Regions from separate parts of the Homo sapiens genome. Here all the other regions are linked to region 3. The links are chromatin contacts, found by Hi-C or POLR2A ChIA-PET in ENCODE. All regions are on one chromosome and are shown on one strand. Each heading gives the region's core, a stretch centred on a gene start or an enhancer-like site at or near the end of the contact. The rest is flanking DNA. Distances are from core to core; before and after follow the strand shown. Region 1 holds the start of TMEM50A (transmembrane protein 50A). Region 2 holds the start of PIGV (phosphatidylinositol glycan anchor biosynthesis class V). Region 3 holds the start of STMN1 (stathmin 1).

The links. A loop is a pair of places that touch in the nucleus more often than their neighbours do. ChIA-PET counts read pairs that join two places held with the same protein, here RNA polymerase II (POLR2A). Pooled maps may share reads with other maps.
Region 1: a pooled map shows a loop between it and region 3 (9-fold over the local background). The contact joins the promoter of TMEM50A here to the promoter of STMN1 in region 3. A Hi-C loop is called at or near these places in 2 of 37 single-sample maps with no recorded cell type and 9 of 50 pooled maps. POLR2A ChIA-PET finds 5 or more read pairs at or near these places in 2 of 52 experiments (HEK293 and MCF 10A).
Region 2: a map of CD4-positive, alpha-beta T cell shows a loop between it and region 3 (6-fold over the local background). The contact joins the promoter of PIGV here to the promoter of STMN1 in region 3. A Hi-C loop is called at or near these places in 1 of 168 maps with a recorded cell type or tissue (CD4-positive, alpha-beta T cell) and 5 of 50 pooled maps. POLR2A ChIA-PET finds 5 or more read pairs at or near these places in 1 of 52 experiments (A549).

The regions. Positions count from the first base shown.
Region 1 is chr1:25,336,945-25,341,041 of GRCh38, forward strand. It overlaps TMEM50A (transmembrane protein 50A), which reads left to right and starts at 1,390. Exons shown (of 7, transcript NM_014313.4): 1 at 1,390-1,512; 2 at 3,530-3,635. The coding sequence starts at 3,543. It also overlaps a transcript of RSRP1 not described here and the pseudogene LOC124904723. RefSeq lists silencers at 1-228, 1,220-1,339.
Region 2 is chr1:26,785,952-26,789,891 of GRCh38, forward strand. PIGV (phosphatidylinositol glycan anchor biosynthesis class V) reads left to right here and starts at 1,999. Exons shown (of 4, transcript NM_017837.4): 1 at 1,999-2,317. RefSeq lists enhancers at 769-918, 1,439-1,878, 1,925-2,751, 2,439-2,638, 3,446-3,575 and a silencer at 1,929-2,138.
Region 3 is chr1:25,904,663-25,908,735 of GRCh38, forward strand. STMN1 (stathmin 1) reads right to left here and starts at 1,757. Exons shown (of 5, transcript NM_005563.4): 1 at 1,727-1,757; 2 at 2-76. The coding sequence starts at 14. It overlaps MIR3917 (microRNA 3917), which reads right to left and starts at 1,792; the gene lies at 1,700-1,792. LOC105376885 (a long non-coding RNA gene) reads left to right here and starts at 1,888. Exons shown (of 2, transcript XR_947102.1): 1 at 1,888-1,984; 2 at 2,374-3,581. RefSeq lists silencers at 696-990, 770-1,189, 1,580-1,669, 1,690-1,999.

The DNA.
Region 1 (4,097 bases), core at 140-2,639, 570 kb before region 3:
CAACAGTCACCTTGGTTCCCATCCCACTCATATACTGCCGCCGTACATGTCAATCAGATGAACCTGTGCGTATCTCTTAACGACAATTGACCCACCTTTTTAACTGAAGTGAAGGGGGGTTCTGCTCCGCGACCACTTCCTGGATCTCTCCCTTCACCCTCTGTGTTCTTTCGGGTGCACCATCGGGTCAAAGCCGCAGCAACGCCGTCTCTGTGTGATCGCATGTGCCCTTCTGCACACGACCTTCCCCCGAGAGTGACCAGCTACCGGACAGGCACCAAGGAGGGCTACCGAGCACCTCCCGGACCGGCGGCTGCAGGATCGCGAGCGCCTCCGCTAGGGAGACCGCACGTTGCGCCTGTGCTTCCTGCGGTGGCGCCTTCTGCAAGGAGACCTCGACCCTGCTCCCTCTCCGGGGCTGGATCTGACTCCTTGACGGTGATTCCAGACGCGAGACCCAAACTGACGGCTTCTAGAAGAGGGGCGAGCCCGGCCGCAAGTCTTTCACGTAGCTAAGTCATCGTTGCTTCCGGCTTCTTACCGTTCTCCCCTTTGTAAACGGTTACCTCCCGAAAACCCAGGCTCTCCTCCAACAGTGGTTCTCAAGCGAGGCGATCTTCCCCGGGAGGGGATATTTGGCAAAGTCTGGGGGCATTTTTGGTTCACTGGGGCTGCTACTTGCATCCACTGGGTAGAGGCGGGGGATGCAGCTACACAACCTGCGAAGCACGGGACAGCACCCTCCCCAACCCAGACAGAATTAGCCGGCCCAAAACCTCAGTAGTGCCCAGGCTGAGAAACCCTGCCTTAAACAAACAACAAAGAAAGGCCAAGTCCCATAAGTGGGTCACCGCGCCGAGACTGGGGTCCACGGGACACCCCAGCCACGCCAAGCCGGGAAGTCCCCGCCTCCTGGAGCTGAACCCGCCCCTCTCCCAGAGGTGGAGCTGCGGGGGGCGGGAACAGGCACGGAGAAAATAAACAAGACTAAAAAGTCCTGAGTAGCGCTGTGTGGCCGCAAACCTGAACCCACCTTTTGCACCACGCGGGACCCGGCACTCTTCCTGCCACCCACCCCTGAGAGGGCTGCGCGGCCGACCCCAGTACTAGAAAACACTCGTCACCTCACTCAAGACGGGTACGAAGGCCAACGGACGCCTTCCTTTAGAACGCTCAGCACACAGAGCAACTTCTCACGCCTACTCTCAAATGGCGTACTCCAAACTAGCACTCCCGACGTCCAGCTGTGAACCCAGAGCGGCGGAAAGCCCCTGAACCCAGCGCCCGGGCATGCGCAGACGCGTTGTTGTGGTGGGCGTGGCTCCCTCCGGACCCGGCGCCCCGCCCTCCGCCCCGTGTCCGCATGCGCGACTGAGCCGGGTGGATGGTACTGCTGCATCCGGGTGTCTGGAGGCTGTGGCCGTTTTGTTTTCTTGGCTAAAATCGGGGGAGTGAGGCGGGCCGGCGCGGCGCGACACCGGGCTCCGGAACCACTGCACGACGGGGCTGGACGTAAGTGTCGGGCGGGGAGTGGGGGTAAGAGAGTAGCGGCCGCAGGCTGGAGAGGCCTCGGAGCCGGGGCCGTCTGACGGGCTGGTGCCCACAGCACAGGCTCGTTGCCGCCACCCTCCCGGAAGCCGCAGACCCGGGCTGAGCCGCCGCGGACCTCTCCTCTCCTGGGTCCGGCGGCGCCAGGAGAAGGCGACGGCGTCCAGACCCCGCCAAGACGGAGAGGGGACCGCGCCCTCCCCCGGGACACCCCAGGATCCCTGGAAAATCCCCCGATCCCCCACTTCACAGCTGGACAAGCCGAAGCCCCGAGAAAGGAGCGTGACCCGGCCAGCTCCCTCAGCGAGGGGTGCCCCGGCTAAAGGTGGCTCCCCCATCTTCCAGCGGCGTCCCTCGAGACCTAAAAGTCCCAGAGTTTGGAGGGCGGGGTCTGGCTTGAGCGTACCAGTCGTCGTGCAAAGAAAAATGGATTCGGGGTGGGGCCATTGGGATGAACCGAAAATAACACTTATTGAATTGCAGTTCTTCCCGGGGAAGAATCAAATGAGTGAATTTCCTAAATTGAACTTGTCCCAAAGGCATCTTAGCATTGGCTGTAATCATATATTTTAATATTTAATTTTTAAAAGAGAAGTTAAAAATGGGAGACGTTGCTCTATTGTAGGGTGTCATATTTTTGGACAACCATAATTGCTGGCTACAAAGTATCTTAAGGAAGTCAAGTTCGCTGTAGGAGTTTGGGTGTTGTTATTCGCAAGTTATATGTATTTCAGGCTTTTTCATACTCTGAAATAGAGATAACATGGCTGTATCTCAGGTCTCTACTGCTCGGCTTACAGGAATGTTTTATATAATTTGTAAAGACAGCTTGGGTCGGCTATATTTAAATAGCAGTTGGATTTTTGTAATCTGAATTACTATTAACCACGATTCTGTGCTTGCTTTTGGCTGGAAACACCCGTTAGGATCAGAGATAGGGATATTAAAGTGGATGTTCTTTATATAGAAATGACACCAAAAGGCAGGCTTGCAGAAAGAAAAATAATGAATGAAGTGAAAGGAAATGATGTGGGTAGAGGTAAGAACTGCAGTGCAGTGTTTAATTTCTTGATTTAGGTGTGAAGAAACACACGTTCTGTGATAAAATATGTAAATTAGAGAAATATTTTTCATTTGAATCTGTAATTCCACTCAGAGCCAAAGTTTATCACTTGTCTCTCTACTAATGTTAGTGCTCCTGGACTGTAAATATCAAATTCATTTAATAAGTTTGGAATCAAAATGATACAAAAGAGCTCCTGTGGATTAGTAATCATATACTTGGTATTAAAAGTACCACCTAAACTAATTTAATACCTACTTAGAAATAATAGGATGTGACAGATTTTCAGGAGGAGGTCAACCAGTAGTTAAAATTTTTTCAATATTTGGAGACCCACCTTTGTTAATACTGCTTAAATATATCCAAACCATTTATTTCTATTTATTTATTATTATTTTTGAGACAGAGTCTTGCTCTGTCGCCCAGGCTGGAGTGCAGTGGCACGATCTCGGCTCACTGCAACTTTCGACTCCCAGGTTCAAGCGATTCTCCTGCCTCAGCCTCCCAAGTAGCTGCGATTACAGACATGCGCCACCACCCCCGGCTAATTTTTGTATTTTTAGTAGAGATGGGGTTTGCCATGTTGGCCAGGCTGGTCTCAAACTCCTGACCTCAGGTGACCCACCCACCTCAGCCTCCCAAATTGGTAGGATTACGGGCATGAACCACCACGCCCGGCCCCCAAACCATTTTTTACATTAAAAAAGATACTAAATGAATCCAGATATTACTTTCCAAAGTTATAATGTGGAAATTCATCAAAAACTAAATCAAATATTCTGAAGAAGTATGTGGAACCAAAATAAAGCATTTGTAATTTCACTTTTATCTAATTATTCCTGAGCTATTAATTATTTTTCGGGCTTGAAGCAAGTAAATGGAAGTACTTATTTAATTGTTTGTTTGTTTGTTTTTAAGTGACCTGAAAAAAATGTCTGGATTTCTAGAGGGCTTGAGATGCTCAGAATGCATTGACTGGGGGGAAAAGCGCAATACTATTGCTTCCATTGCTGCTGGTGTACTAGTAAGTGTCATTGATTATTTGGGCCTTATTTTTTGGTGCGTTTGTGTTTATGGGTTTTGAATTCTGCAGGATGTTTTAAAATATGTACTATTTATTTTATCTTTGACCACTTTGACCATGTTGATATTTTGTTGTTTGTGGAGAGTTATTAGTTCCACTTTAAGAGTTTATGGTTTAAAATTTGATTAACAAGTGGTTGGGTTGTTTTAACTGCATGGTAAAAATGGCATAATAAAACATTTGTTCATTATATGGATTATATCTCCTTTTAATGAGTATATTAAGGTACAAGGAAGTGTTTAAGACGCAGTCAGGTCAAAACCAGTCAATAGATGTGATTGCATTTCTCCATAATCCAGTTAACTTTCTTCTCAGTCTCAGGGAAAAAAAAGTGCTCGCTTTGGCAACACATACACTAAGATTGGAATAATACAGAGAAGATTAGCATGGCCCCTTAAAATT
Region 2 (3,940 bases), core at 749-3,248, 880 kb after region 3:
TTAAATCCTAAGCTTCTAGAATAGTAATGCATTGCTTGCATTGTTCTGGTTAGGGATTTGTATGTGATATTGTTTCTTGGTGATGTGGGATATGTGCTTCTTAATGGAAATGGCTGGGAAGTGTGGAGTCTTTCTGGAGCCTGGGATATGGCTCTTTCTCACTTGCTTTCCACAGTTCTGGTAGCTCAGCTGGCTCCCTGGGTAGATGCAGGCTCCATCTTAGCTGCAGACTCTACAAGAACACTGAGAGGCTGCCTCCGTCACTACTCAAAGCCTTGGAGTCCCAGAATCCCCTCCTATCCCACCTAGCCTTCTTCCAATCTGAAACCAGGGAGTCAGGGCTTTGAGAGCACAAGATTCAGCTTCCTTGTTTTCCTGTCAGAGCAGAAGTCAGAAAATGAAACAGGAAACAGAGCGGAAGAGGAGGGGGTTGGGTAGCAGAGAAGGAAAAGAGAAATTGCAGGAAAGTACAGCTGAAAATCTGGATAAAGTTCTACCTCTACAGGGTGACAGCTGAGCTTTTAAAAAACATTCTGACTTGTCTTGAGAGACCCCTGGCCTTTTTACAAATAGATTTTTGAGAGAATTTGATGTGGACAGAGGGAACCCTGAGAATGCATGTCTTTTTTCCCCTTGTGAATTTACAGAGCAAGGACAGTTCATTTCTCAGTTTTGTCTTTGCAGAGAGAGTGCTGCTTGGAGCCTCATGGTGGACTTCTAGAGATTCAAGTCACAGCCTTAGGCCCCAGTCACAAGTGTGTCCCCAGGCTTTGCCACGTTACTCACAGGCCTCTGGAGCTGAGAACAAGTGCGTGGCACTGAAAAACCTGGGGGAAGGGCCATGAAACTCCATTTTTTCCCCCTTCTCCAACACACAACGACTAAATATGATTTGCCTTTTCTCCACCTTGCACACAACAGATATCTGAAGGCAATTTAGGTCTCAGGGCCTGAAATGAGTTACAGAGTCAAGAGATACAGTCCCAGGCCCCCACAGACTGATGTGGGCTGGTCTTCGCCTGGAGAGGTAGCAACCATCTCTTTGTTCCCACCCACATGAGTAGCCGTTGCAGAAGATAAACCCCTCCCTGAGCCAGGCTGTGGCCAGAGGCTAACCCGGCCCCTGGCTTCGTTTGGAGGGCAGATAACTGAAACCACATAAGGCTTTGGAATCCTGAGAAACAAGAAATCCACCAACGGAGAAGGATTTATCATCTGTTTCCTTTAAGGAGGGTGCAAAGTTGTTCTAACAGTTTCCGTTACAAGGGTACAAACTGGCCGCTCCCCCCAATAGACGGTTTTGTTGAGTTCGCCTCTTTTTTTTTCTTCTTTTTTTGGCCCCACTTCCTATGAGAGAAACTGCTTGGGTGAGGGAGGTGAAAGGAGCCCTGGAGGGTGTTCTCTGAGGTTTTCTTCACCATCCTCATTAGCCACCTGAGGTGGGGCTGAGGACTAAAGTAGGACAGAAGGTCTCTGGTAGATAGAGGAGGGGAAAATCAGGGGGATCCCCCACTTTCTTCACACCCAGGACGCAGGGTGCCGCTGCCGGCCACAGAAACCCCAAGAATGTTTTTCTTTGGCTATTCAGAGGACATCTATTGTGTGTCAGGCCCTGTGCTGAGCTGTTGTTGCCTGACAGCAGGAAGAGCGCGGCTCTGGTTTCTGTGAAGAGGCTGCGGGTCAGCCTCCGACTACAAGAGCCTCGGCCCACACCGGGAACTCAGTGAACGTCAGCGGGAGCTGGGGCAAGAGCACTGACTCTGAGACAGCAGCCTCCGCTCACTATTTGAAGGCGGGGTGGCGGGGGGCCTTGAAGGAGAGCGAAGTGCGAGAGAACTCTTCAGGTGTCACCAAGGTGGGAAGGTGCTACGAGGCGAGGCGCCGAGCGGCGACCCCCATCCCGCTCGCCCGGAGTCAACATGGCCGCCGCGCAGGGAGGCGGGGCTGCTCCAAGTCCGGGCAGGAGCGGGGCGGGGACGCCGTCGGCGGAGCCAGCGCGCAGGCGCGGGCCGCGTGGGCCCCGGATGGAGGAGCTGAGGTTCGGTCCCCGCCGGGGAGGTCGGGACGGGCAGGGGCTGAGGACCCCGCGCCAGCTTGGGAGCCCTGGAGTTCTGGCGGGAGGGAAGCTGTCAAATGGAAGCCGGTAGAAATGAGACAGACGCCCGGAGAAGCGGGGAGCCCCGCCCCTCCGCCATAGCAGCCTCGGGCGCCGCCTCTTCCTTTCCAGCCTCCCGCCCTCGTCTGCTTCCGGCCCTGTGGCCTGGTGGGGCTCTGCAGGCTCCCTCGGGAGTGGTCCTTGGGCCGTGGCCCCTCTGGGGTGAGCGTGGATGATTAGTACCCAGAAGGGACTGTGTCCAAAAGGAGCCGGCCAGAAACGGGTTGCGGACACGGCTGGGCTGACAGAAGGCAGCCCCCACGAGGCCTTTGGCTCTGAGGACCCTGGGTCAGAGCGACTTCTCCAGCCTGCGCAGGGGGTGTTAGTCTTACCCAGAGGGTCCAGAGCTGCCGTTCAACAGGATGTCCCAGATTCTCAGATAGGGCCCAACTACCCTAAGCATACCTAGCAAGGGCAGGCTGCGGCATGGAAGTACTGGGCTAGGCGTTTGGGTGACCTGGGTCATAATCCTGGCTCGGAAAGGGCGCGTACCCTTTGGCGAGGGATGCGGGCTGGTACCGTGAGGTTTAAGAAGCAGAAAACATGACAGCCTCTTTAAGTAGCCCTGGGTACGTCACTTGACCCCAGTGAGCCTCAGTTTCCATATCCATAAAATGGCGATGGTAATTATACTAGCCTCACAGTGTCTGATGAGATCTCTGGAGCCTATTTATCTCACGGGAAAATTTTTGAAGAGTGAAACTAGTTGATCTGTAAGTGTCCTGCCAGTTAAGAGTCTGTGATTTGGCAAAGGGGTTGTTGGGAAGTGAGGTGGGCAATTAGCTGAGAGGGAGAATTGACTAGCTTTGTTTTTACTTGGTTTACCTGTAAGCAAAGTGTGGGCTACACACATCTGTAGTCGCTGAGGCTAGAGCTTGACTCGAGAGAGGAAAGGAAGAATGCAAGCATGGTCAAGTGGCAGAGGTGGGTTAGGTGCTTTTCTGATCCCAGCTTCTCTTCTGCATGCGCGTGGGAAGCCAAGGAAGAGGAAAAAAGAGTGAATTCGCCCTAGGATAGGGAAGGAGTAGCCGCGTGAGGTTGAGTATGCCCATTTCCGTGATTTCTCTCGATTCAGCGAGTCATACGTTGGAAACGTTTAGATTCACAAACTATCGTTACTGTCTGGGGCTTTCAGAAGCTTGCCTTTGAACCGAATTTTCGTGAGCCAACCGGTGTGGAATTGGGGGCCCCTCCCTTCCTCCAGGCCTCCTGGCGATGGAGTAAGCAGCAGGCGCCCCCTTGTGCCAAGGAAAGAGTACTGTTGCCATTGGCCAACTTGGCTCCCTTTCTGGGGAAATTTTATTTTCCTGTGGCTTCTGTGACTTTGTCGTCTTGCTCTTGACATGAGATATGATGGGAAGAATACTTGGGGCACTGATTTCATATCTAGAGTCAGTGAACTGCTGATGCTGTATCCTGTCCCTACCACTTCCATTCATTCAGAACACAGGTTTAAGATGCCTATTTGTGTTCTAGGCCCTGGGATATAGTTGTGATGTAAAGCCCCTGCCCTTAGCAACTTAAATAAGCAATAGCAATAACGGCAATAGGGCAGAATGTAATGAGGGCATAGCACACTGTCTAGTGAGGATCAGAGAATTCCAGAAACAAGTGATACAGGTTTTTTAGGTATTCGCCAGATAAGAGAAGAAAAAGAGTCTTCCAGCCGTCCTCCTTAAATTTCTCAGTTCAAATTTTTTTTTTCCTTTTAGGCATAGTTCTTCATCCCAAATTGATGAGCTGCCTCTGATGCTTTTGCTTTCCTTTCAAATTTCCCAGGCTGGT
Region 3 (4,073 bases), core at 507-3,006:
CCAGAAGAAGCCATGGTGAATAGAAGACAAGCGACAGGCAGTGTATTCTGCACAATCAACTGGGATAAGGAAAGTCCTGAAAATGATTTTCAAAAACATGCAATCACTTTCTTTGCCTTTCTATATGTCATCAACCCAAAAAAATCTCACATCACATCTACATACATCGTCAGAAAAATACGTGGAATAAAGACGTCTAAATTAACCACGAAAAAAATTATCAAAATCTACTAAATAAACATTGGGAAATATGACCTGAATATGATATTGGTTCCAGAAAATCAAGTTAACTGAGCTTTCTCGGTCATAAAACTCTTGGATTTTTAAAATCAGACAAAGTCACAAGGGTGAAGAATTTTTCCCCCATAAACTCTTTAACATTTCACCGAAACTGTAAGAAGATATTCCAGATTCAACTCAACAGTGCCCCCGGAGCCATCTTAATACTGCCTACAACTCATTGTGCAAATGAAATACCCACCCCTGCTTTGTCTGTGTCTGACGTGGTGGATAAGAAAACGCCCAAGCTAATAGTAACCAATAATGTTGAACTCCTATTGTCCCTCAGGTTTAAGCTTCCTTGCCCAACAGCAAGCAAAATGTTTATGAACCTCTAGATTTTGACTTATATTTGCTGCCGTTATGTCATGAAAAATGCTGTATCTCTTGTTGATCTTTTTAACATTATGACTTTTGTAGACGCCAGCTAGTACCAAAAACGTAGGATGACAGGTTCCCAAAAGCTAGGAATTAAAATCAGAGGCAGCGACAAGATTTAAGAAAAGCAGAGAATTAGACGCAGCACCGGACCCAGGATGGGCGTGGCCCTGGTCCGGGCGAGGAAAAGAGGACCGGTCGCCCCCGGCCAATCAGAGCACGCCTTGCGCTCCGGCCCCTGGCCCCGCCCCCTTCCTCCCCGCGCCTTTTCGAATCTCCCCGAACTCAACACCCCGGAGCCCGCGCGCGTGGGAAGGGGAGGGGTGGGCGGGGCTAACGGTCCAATCCGGGTAACTCCGCCCCTGCCTGACTCCCCCTGCGCGGACGCCCCCCCCAACTCCCGCCAAAAACACCTCCAGGCCGCCGCCACCACCCCCTTCACAGTTCAGCGGGTGGGGCAGGCCCCGGGAACAGGCCCCCGGGTGGTCCCGCGGTGAGCTCGCCACCGCCTCCCGCCGTCCCCATGCCCAACCTGCCGCCACCCACGCTGTCCGCGCGTCCGGCCGCGAAGACAGAAGAACCCTCGTGGGGCCCGGGAGCGCCGCCCCTCAATCACCAGCTGCGGTCGCCAGGGGACGGTCGCAGGGAGGGTCGCGGCCCTGGCTGCCCGCAGTTTGGTCCTAAAGCCGCTGGTCCCTGGGGCACCGCCCCGTCCCTTCAGACAATGGGGAACCCGGCGGGGCCCGCAGGGAAGGGAGGGAGGGAGGGAGGTAAACGAGGGCCCACGCCCCCTATTGTCTCCTCGACGGCACCCCGGAGCGGACGCCCGGTGATCGCCCAGCCCCCTGCCCACGAACAGCCGCGCCCCCGGAGAGCGGGGACAAAGGCGAGGCTCCGCCCGAGCCACACACAAAGCGGAGCGACCCCCGCCCACCAACCCCTCCGAGGCCCGCAGCCCCGCCCGCCGCCCTGCAGCAGGGGGTCGCTGCCACGGCCCAGCCCCTCCCGCCGACCGCGTCCCTCTTGCTGGCCTCAGCCAGCCGCCGCCTCCTCCGAGCCCCGCACCCACCTGCTCAGTCCGAGCCGCCTGACCACACTCTGAGCACCAACAGACCCGGGCGCGCACAAAAGCGCCAAACAGAGGCACGTGACCTCCGCGCGGGGCTCCGCATTGGCCGAGAGCGGCGGCACGTGCCGCCCCCGCCCCCCACAACCCGCGTGGAGCGCCGCCCCCCGGGACCCCGAAGCACCTCGGGAAGTGTAGTCCTGTCCCGGAGGGCAGGAGGACAATGCCGGGGGTTGCAGGGCGCCTGGGGAGCATCCCCAGGTGTGGGCCTGGGACTAGGGGGGTGGTCTCGCCGTGGAAGAGGGCGTGGCAGTGGACCCCGGACTAGGTCCGAACCAGCTCCCCATTCTCGAGAACAAGGGCAGGGCGGAGCAGGCGGAGGGCGGGGGGGTCCTTCCCTACCTTTCCAAACTTTGGCCGCCTGGACTCCACCTTGTAGAGCCACATGCCCGCCTCGCCCCAAGGGCAGCACTCGGACAGAGCAGTGCCCCTTCTAGTGCGCCACCCACATGGGTGCCTAAGACGCCCGAGCCCCTGTGACAGCACAATGCCACTCCACGCCCCTGCAGGGCCCCCTGCCCCCGGCACCCTACACCGACACCGGCGTGTCACCCATATTGTGACATCATCGTAATTTCTAATCCACTCAGCCCACAGGTCGCGGGCGTGGCCCTTCCCTCACTGTGTGCGTTCTTGCCAGCATCCTCAGGTTCCCGAGCCGGTGACCAGGGACCTGTGCGGGAAAGCGTGGGGCTCTGGAATTTGATCGCCTTTGGTCTAACAAAGCCACTCAGCTTAAATGCAGACTCCATCTGTTCTTCCAAGCCTTCTGCGGATGATAGGGGAGGAAGAGCAATAGCCGTTCTAGACTACACAGATTGCAGTTAAGTGTTGCTTTTGTTCTCAGAGCACGTGCTCCCCAGAGCAGCACTGGGTTCTTTTTAAAAATCGAAAAAGGAGCCACAAGGTCACTGTTCTCCCTGACCTGGATAGCTCAGAACCTCAGCAAAGGCACAAAGGAAATTGGTCTGACCGTGCCTTAGAATAACTGGCCCTTTCTCTCACAAAAAGGGGAAAAAAATAAATGAAATGAACATGGTCCCCGCCTCCTCCCATTCTCTGACCAAGACCGTGTCCTCGGTTGGTGGTCAATACACCAAGACACCTGCTTTGAGATCTTGACTAAGCAGAAGAGATATCTTTATTTTATTAATGAGCTGCATCTCCCCAAATCAAGAAACAAATGTGACCAACCTTCCTGAAACAACAGTCCTAATTTAGAAAGACTCTCATGCCTAGTTAGTCACCAGGGATGTGCCAGAGATAAAATACAACTAAGGGGTGCCCAAGACAATAAAAACTGGATCATACAAGCAGCAGCACACTACACAAAGCAAACAATTAGCAATGCGCTGTTGCCTGAAATATGCTTGTTGCGGCATTTTTTCCAACAATCGCCCTTGTGTGGGGTCGGCCTCCCCCCCAAGCCAATCGAAGTGGTTTTCACTTAGCCTGTGAGCAGGACCAGGAATAATTCAGATACTGAGCCTTGAAAGGCTTCTTCTCAGACCAAACTTAGCTTCAAAATGGCTAGGTGCTTCCGTCTGTCATTTTTCTGAACAGAATCTCAGACATCATTAGAAAAGTTGGAGAAGGATGGGCATGAGACCCCTCAGGAAAGCGACAGATAGGCAGGCAACACAAATGAGCAAGGAACCCAAGCCCAAGAGGTCCTTACCCACTGAACAGGCTTTTTATCTTGAAGTCTTTGTATTTGATCTGGAGGTTCACAGAGGAAGGTCCCACTCATTTAATGCATTTTTTTAAGTACAATAAATTGCCACACAAAAGTCTCACATTCCTGACTATTAATGTTGTGACAGAAAAAAGAAATAAATCTTTCAAAACACTGATAATTTGAAAGCACTTACACTGCTTCCCCCCACATTTTCTTTCTCCCTAGAGCAGATGTCTATTTCCATGGAAACCATAGCAAGGAACGTAGATGTTAGAACTCATGTTCATTTTTAATCTTTTTTAGCAATGCCACTTGGCTTCTGGGTTTGTTGGGAGATGCCTGGTTCTGCCAGTCTGTGACAATGTTCCAAGCTCCTCACAGCTGCTTGAGGACTGAGAGGGCTGGGTTAAAGTTTCCCCTAGAATGAGCCTTTGAATAAAAAGGTGCTTTTGAGGTGGGATTCCTGTCCTTTTATTATTATTATTATTATTATTATTATTATTATTATTATTATTATTATTTGACTTAAAAAAAATTGAGACAGGGTCTCACTATGTTGCCCAGGTTGGCCTCGAACTCCTGGGTTCAAGCAATCCTCTTGTCTCAGCCTCC